2 separate regions of the Homo sapiens genome follow, and region 1 is linked to region 2. The links are chromatin contacts, found by Hi-C or POLR2A ChIA-PET in ENCODE. All regions are on one chromosome and are shown on one strand. Each heading gives the region's core, a stretch centred on a gene start or an enhancer-like site at or near the end of the contact. The rest is flanking DNA. Distances are from core to core; before and after follow the strand shown. Region 1 holds the start of RECK (reversion inducing cysteine rich protein with kazal motifs). Region 2 holds the start of MELK (maternal embryonic leucine zipper kinase).

Region 1 (3,592 bases), core at 363-2,862, 540 kb before region 2:
CTTGTATAACTAGAGGCTTTTTAGTGGGATAGACCAAATAAGGCAACTTTATAACTGTAACCAATCAAATATTTTCTTTTTATTACTTTCCCATTCACTCTGTAAAAATCTGCTTCTTCGACAGAGCTGAGCCCCAGAACCACTTCTGGTTTGCAGCTTCTCAATTCATGAATCACCGCGTGCTGAAGTAAACTTTAAAATTTTATTGTGCCTCAGTTTACCTTGTACACAGAAGCAACAGAGTCATCAGAGGAGATGTTTTAGATATTTTAACTTATTCATGTTTTCCTTTTGTAAACTCGAAAGAGAGGATAAATGTAAGAGCCCAAAAACATAAAAACCAACTTTAATATATGGATTTTGTTTAGAACTTGAAAAATTGTAAAAAGAAATCATGAGACAATAAGAAAAATGTAAATAATGACTGGATATTTAATAATATTAAGGAATTTTAAAAATGTTTTAAGTAATTTAGCCCCAGGTGTCTTCATGAGAATTTAAAACGGTGGTCATGCTTTTTCAAAAAAGGAGGAAAAAGGGTTTAATTCAGGAACACACAGAGAAAAAAAGAGACAATGAATTAGCTTTGCTAGCCAGTGGCTTAAACATTCTCCACGTAGCTGCTGGGCTGATGGGTGGGGTGGGACCCACTTCCAACTTGTCTCTTGGACAAAGTCTATACTTCTCAGCCGGATATTCAAGGCTTTCCACATCTAGGTATACAAGCGTTCTCCTATCCTCTTTTCCTATCAGGAATAGGTGCTTAATAGTAACATCAAGGCCAGGCACAGTGGCTCACGCCTGCAATCCCCGTACTTTGGGAGGAGGAGGCTGGGGGATTGCTTGAGGCGAGGAGTTCGAGACCAGCTTGAGAAATATGGTGAAACCCCTTCTCTGCAAAAAAAATATAAAAATTAGCCAGGCGTGGTCACCTGCGCCCGTGGTCCCAGCTATTCAGGAGGCTGAGGTGGGAGGATCGCTTGAGCCCGGGAGGCGGAGGTTGCAGTGAGCCGAGATCGCGCCACTGCACCCCAGCTTGGGCGACAGAGCGACTCTTGCCTAAATAAATAAATAAATAATTTTTAAAGTACAACAAAGACACATTGAGGCTATAGTGCCAAAGAGCTCTAGTGATGAACCCTTGTCAGGGGGCCGTGTCTGCGGGAGGCCGAAGGATCCCGGGTGACATGCTTTCTTTGGGTGCGAGGCAGCGTCTCGGCAGAAAGAATATTGCGAGTATTACTGAGGGTACATGAAGGAGAGAAGCCCCTTTGGTTCGGCCTTGGACTAAGCCCTTGTTCTCAGGTGAACTTGCAGTGTGATCTTGAGTAAGGTCAGTCTCCTCTCTCACCTCAGTGGCCCGAAACCTCAGGAGGTGGCAGAGGTTTTCTAATGACTCTCCCAGCTCTGACATCCTCTGACTTCACTCTGGGAGAACGTGGGCTGGTGGACTCCTGGCAGAAGCCGACACACAGTTGGGCCATAACAAAGAGCCCTGGTACGGGGCACGTTCCCGCCCCCGGGAGGTTTTGGAAACACTGTGAGGCAGGGGGCGGGGCTTGAGCGGGCCGCAGCCAGTCACCAAAGGGCCGGGCGCTGGGGGCGGGGCCTCGCGCGAGCGGCGGCGGTAGCGGCGGCAGCGGCTGCGGCCAAGCTGGGTCCGAGCATCCCGCGGCTCTGGAGCCGCCCGGCCCGGACATGGCGACCGTCCGGGCCTCTCTGCGAGGTGCGCTGCTCCTTCTGCTGGCCGTGGCGGGGGTCGCGGAGGTGGCAGGGGGCCTGGCTCCGGGCAGTGCGGGTGAGTAACCTCCAGAGCAACGGTTCGAAGCTGTCGGGAGCGGCCGCCACAGCGCTCCAAGATGGCGCGGGGCAGGGGGCGGGGGTGCGCGCGACCCCCAGACCCTGCCCACGTCCGGCGACCCCGGGACCCCAGGTCTCAGCGCTCCAGAGGCTGGTGCCGAGGCGGGGCGAGTGAGGAACTCTCTCCGCCCCAAGATCTTCTGGGCGGTGACTCGGGTTTGAGGCCTTGGTCTGTCACCCACCGACACGGGCCCCCTCTTCGGCACTGACCCCTTCGCTTGCCTCTGCTGCTTGTCAGAAAAGGGTGCGATGCCCCCGCCCAGGATCGTCGCGAGGTTTAGATGGGATTTCGGATACGCAGCCGCCCTACCGCGGCCCTAGTTAGTTATTGTTACTTGTTACTTGACCCGCACTTGGTTCATAACGACCTTGGTGGCGGTGAGCACTGACGGTCCCCACAGCCCGCGTGGTGGGTCCTGGACTCGGGCAGGAGACATTAAAAATCAGTAAACCCTGTCCCCCGGGGGCTGGCAGGCTTGAGGAGAGAAATTCTTGCTCTACAAGAACTAAACCAAGGATGGATAGGAAACTGTTAAGTGCTTATTGATTGCTTCCCGCTTGCTGGCCTTTTGAGTGCACGCCGACTCCTTCCGTCCAAAAGCTCTCTCGGTAGGAGATGGGGTACAGCAGGAGATTGAAGTAACTCGAATTCAAGGCAGAAATGTCCAGAGGAAATGAAGGGCCATGTATGAGTGCACAGAGGGAGAGAGGACATCGACCTAGGATGAGTGGAAAGTGGAGTGATTCCCCCTAGCTGTACTAGACATTGAAAGATGGCTAGGACGTGTGCATGCAAAAGTGGTGAAGTGCATTGCTTACAGGGAGACAGGCAGAGACACCTTAAAAAAAAAAAAAAAAAAAGCAAAGTCAGCCGGGTGCGGTAGGCTCTCCCCTGTAATCCCAGCACTTTGGGAGGTGGAGGCGGGCGGATCCCTTGAGCCCAGGAGTTCGAGGCCATCCTGCTTAACATAGTGAAACCCCGTTTCTACTAAAAATACAAAAATTAGCCGGGCATGGTGGTGTATGCCTGTTGTTCCAGCTACCCGCGAGGCTGAGATACGAGGATTGCTCGAGCCCCGGGAAGTTGAGGCTGCAGTGATATGCCACTGCCCTCGGAAGTGAGACCCTGTCTCAAAAAAAAATCAAAGTCAGTTCCAACAGGGGTATTAACTATAGCTAGGTTTCAAATTTAGCTGTAAACTATCCCAAAGAATAAAAGAGAAAATGCTGTGTATTCTTGGCTAAATCAGATTACTTTCCTGGGCCCCATTTTTCTCCCTGTTAAATTAAAAGAGATTGAACTGAAACACTTACAAAATTATGAAATACTAGTTGTCCATTCTCCTCCCACAACCAGTCAGTTCTGCAGGAGGTAGTACAGTGGAGTGGTTAAGAACATTGAGCAAATTACTTAGCTTTAATCTTTTTGTGCTCAAATAGCCACATTTATTATAAATGGTACCTCACAGATTTTATTATGAGAATCGAGGTAATACATGTCCAGCATTTAGCGTAGTAAGCAGTGAAATATTAGCTATTAAGTATGTTCGGGAAATACTGCAGATGGTACCCTGTCTTATAAATTCACAAAACACATTAGATTCACAATAAAGGGTCCAAGGATTCCTGTGGTAAAACAAACAAACAAACAACAAAAAAAAAAACAAGAAACTTTTTTGCTGGGGGAATGGCAGTGATTGCTAATGAGTATGAAGTTTCTTTTGGGAGTAAT
Region 2 (3,666 bases), core at 892-3,391:
CTGCACTCCAGCCTGGGTGACAGAGTGAGACTCCATCTCCAAAAAAAAAAAAAAGAACATTTATGATTAATGGGAAGAGGTCACCATATCAACATTAACAGGAGTTGGGAAGAAATTAATTCCAACCCTCATGGATGACTTTGAGGGGTTCAAGACTTCACTCGTGGAAGTAACTGCAGATTTGGTGGAAACAGCAAGAGAACTAGAATTGGAAGTGAAGCCTGAATATGTGACTGAACTGCTGCAATCTCATGATCCAACTTGAATAGATGGGGAGTTTCTTCTTACGGATGAGCAAAGAGAGAGTGCTTTCTTGAGATGGAAGCTCCTCTTGGTGAAGATGCTGTGATCATTGCTGAAATAACAACAAAAGATTTAGAATATTCCATAAACTTTGTTGATAAGGCAGTGGCAAGATTTCAGAGAACTAACTTTGAAGGAAGTCCTGCTGTGGATGAAATGGTATCACACAGCATCACATGCTACAGAGAAATCTTTCATGAAAGGAAGTGTCCATCGATGCAGCATTGTTGTTTTATTTTAGGAAATTGCCACAGCCATCCCAACGTTTAGCAACCACCACCCTGATCAATCAGCAGCATGGAGGCAAGACCCTCCACCAGCAAAAAGATTATGATTTGCTGAAGATTCAGATGACCATGTTAAATTAAGTTTAGCATAAAGCTGCCTCCTTATGCATTTTAAGTTCAGACTAACAATTTATTTCTTTCTCTCTCTCCCTTTCTCTCCCTTCCTTTCCTTTCCCTTCCCTTCCCTTCCCCTCCCTTCCCCTCCCTTCCCCTTCCCTTCCCCTTCTCTTCCTTTCTTTCTTTTCTCTCTCTCTTTCTCTCTTTCTCTTTTTTTGAGACGGAGTCTTGCTCTGTTGCCCAGCCTGGAGTGCAGTGGCACGATCTCTACTCACTGCAACCTCTGCCTCCCAGCAGAGAGAATCAAGAGATTCTCCTGCCTCTACCTCCTGAGTAGCTGGGATTATAGGCTCGCGCCACCAAGCCCGGCTAATTTTTTGTATTTTTAGTAGAGACAGGGTTTCATCATGTTGGTCAGGCTGGTCTCGAACTCCTGACCCCAAATGATCTGCCCCCGCCCCCCCACCAAAGTGCTGGGATTATAGATGTGAGCCTTTGCACCTGGCCTAACAGTTTCTCCATACATAGTGAATTGTAGACAACTACAATTGTAAATGTGTAAAGAGACTGTAACCTTGTAACAAGTAGCGAGTCTCAGTCAATCACAGCAGCGGAGTTTTGGCCAATCACAGGTGGCCAACTGTTTAAACAGTGCTCAAAATAGTCAGAGGTTGAGTTGCAACCAATCCAGCTGTTTCCATACTTGACTGCAATTTCTGTAAGTCATTTTCCTTTTTCTGTCCATAAATGTTATTTGAACATATGGCAGCCCGAATCACTCTGAACCTATTTTGGTTCCAGGGATTACTGGATTTTGGACTCATTCTTTGGTCAATTCAACTCTGTAAAGTTTAATTTGTCTAAAGATTTTCTGGGCCGGATACAGTGGCTCACGCCTGTAATCCCAGCACTTTGGGAGGCTGAGGCGGGAGGATCGCTTGAGCCCAGGAGTTCGAGACCAGCCTGGCCAACATAGCGAGATCCCGTCTCTACCCACAAATAATTTAGCCAGGCGTGGTGGCGCGTGCCTGTAGTCTCAGCTACTGGGGTTCTTATTCCTCGTGGCAACACATTTTGGAGAGGGGGAGGTATTCCTGTCTTTGCTGGGTGGGAGAACGGCCAGTGGGCAAGGGAGGACGAAAATGAGAACTGTGACTGCCAGAGGGCACGTCAATTTTAGGAAGAGAACGTAAGAAAGTTGGGTTCTGTGGAGACTTGGCATATCCACGCCACCTGGAAAATCATCACGTGCCCTCCGGGGCAAGACCAAGGCCTCAAGTCACCCCTCGCAGCCCAGTGGACCTCCCGGCCATCCCTTTCACGGCTCCACAGCGACCGCGAGCCGTTGCCCCGGTGAGAACCCCCCGGCACTGTGCGCGCCCCCGCCTGCCGTGCGCGTCCGCTTCCCTGGGATCCGGCGCCGCGCGCGCCCCCGCCGCGTCCCCGCCCCTTCCGGCCCGGGAGATTTGATTCCCTTGGCGGGCGGAAGCGGCCACAACCCGGCGATCGAAAAGATTCTTAGGAACGCCGTACCAGCCGCGTCTCTCAGGACAGCAGGCCCCTGTCCTTCTGTCGGGCGCCGCTCAGCCGTGCCCTCCGCCCCTCAGGTCAGTTCTCCCGCCTGCCCGCCGCAGTCGCAGTTGATGGCTGGGGTCTGGGCTGTGCGGGGCGCAGCGGCCCAAACCCAGTTTGCTCCTGGCTCTCGGGAGACTGGAGGATTTCATCGGAGCCCCGCGCTTTACCAGCCCTGTTCCCTGGATAAGATATTTGACCTTTCCGACCCGCGGTTTTCTTCTCCGTAAGTGGGGATAATGACCGTGTCTACTTAACAGGGTTATTGAAGAGGTGTTCAGGCTAAGCGTTTGCCACCTAGGAGGCTGCGATAGACGTGAATTCCCATTTCCCGTTTCCAGTTTCCGTGACTCTTCCCCGCGAAAAAAGTTGACAGAAGGGTTTCGAGTTTTTTCTGTTTGTACAACTCAGTTTACTGGGGCAGTGCAATAAAAAAGGAGATGTGTTATCACTACCTTTTCAGAGTCCAAATCCATCCTCTCCTATCATCTCCCCAGAGTAGTGGCTTCAGAGGCTCACACTAAAAGGGGAATTTTTTTTCTTTTTCTTCAAGACGGAGTTTCGCTCTTGTTGCCCAGGCTGGAGTGCAATGGCGCGATCTCGGCTCACCGCAACCTCCGCCTCCCAAGTTCAAGCGATTCTTCTGCCTCAGCCTCCCGAGTAGCTGAGCTTACAGACATCCGCCACCACGCCCGGCTCATTTTTTGTATTTTTAGTAGAGACGGGGTTTCACCACGTTGGCCAGGCTGGTCTCCAGCTCGTGTCCTCAGGTGATCCGCCCGCCTTGGCCTCCCAGAGTGCTGGGATTACAGGCGTGAGCCACCACGCCCGGCCTAAAAGGGGAATTTTCACCGAATGCTGTATCAGTAATAGGAGCAGCAGGATTGCTCCCACCAAGAAACCTGGTGTAGGGTTGTGGGAGCTGGAAAGGGTAGACTCAGGGAAGGCTGCCCAAGAGAGGAATCAGGTCCCTAGCACTTAGGACGGGTAATTACCTTTGGTATTTCTCCTTTGTTAGTGGAATGAGGTGAGTATCAGGAGCCTGGATTGTTGTTTAGAGGCCAGTGTTCCTAACTTTGGTTTAAATTTTGGTTTCTGTTTCCCATGGAGTCTGGCTAGAAAATCAGAAAAATCAGAAAAGCCCTTACTGGGCCTTCGTGGGCTTGTTTCTCCCAAGGGTCTGTCCTTTCTGTGTAACTACTGTGGACCAACTAGATGGGCAGATCAATCCCAATGAGTGCCTCATTGTTGGTGCTCCCAGAAGCCTTTGCAAGGGAGCAGGGCAGGATGCTAATTAAATGTGTTACAGGCCACATTATAAACCATTCTGAGCCCGGCGTGGTGGCTCACGCTTGTAATCCCAGCACTTGGGGAGGCCGAGGTGGGCGGATCACTTGAGGCCAGGAGTTCTAGACCAGCCTGGCCAACATGGCGAAACCCCGTCTCT

The links. A loop is a pair of places that touch in the nucleus more often than their neighbours do. ChIA-PET counts read pairs that join two places held with the same protein, here RNA polymerase II (POLR2A). Pooled maps may share reads with other maps.
Region 1: a pooled map shows a loop between it and region 2 (7-fold over the local background). The contact joins the promoter of RECK here to the promoter of MELK in region 2. A Hi-C loop is called at or near these places in 5 of 50 pooled maps. POLR2A ChIA-PET finds 5 or more read pairs at or near these places in 2 of 52 experiments (BJ and WTC11).

Annotation. Positions count from the first base shown.
Region 1 is chr9:36,035,301-36,038,892 of GRCh38, forward strand. It overlaps RECK (reversion inducing cysteine rich protein with kazal motifs), which reads left to right and starts at 1,613. Exons shown (of 21, transcript NM_021111.3): 1 at 1,613-1,798. The coding sequence starts at 1,699. RefSeq lists silencers at 1,533-1,732, 1,743-1,892.
Region 2 is chr9:36,570,754-36,574,419 of GRCh38, forward strand. MELK (maternal embryonic leucine zipper kinase) reads left to right here and starts at 2,142. Exons shown (of 18, transcript NM_014791.4): 1 at 2,142-2,254. RefSeq lists an enhancer at 861-1,360 and a silencer at 1,944-2,223.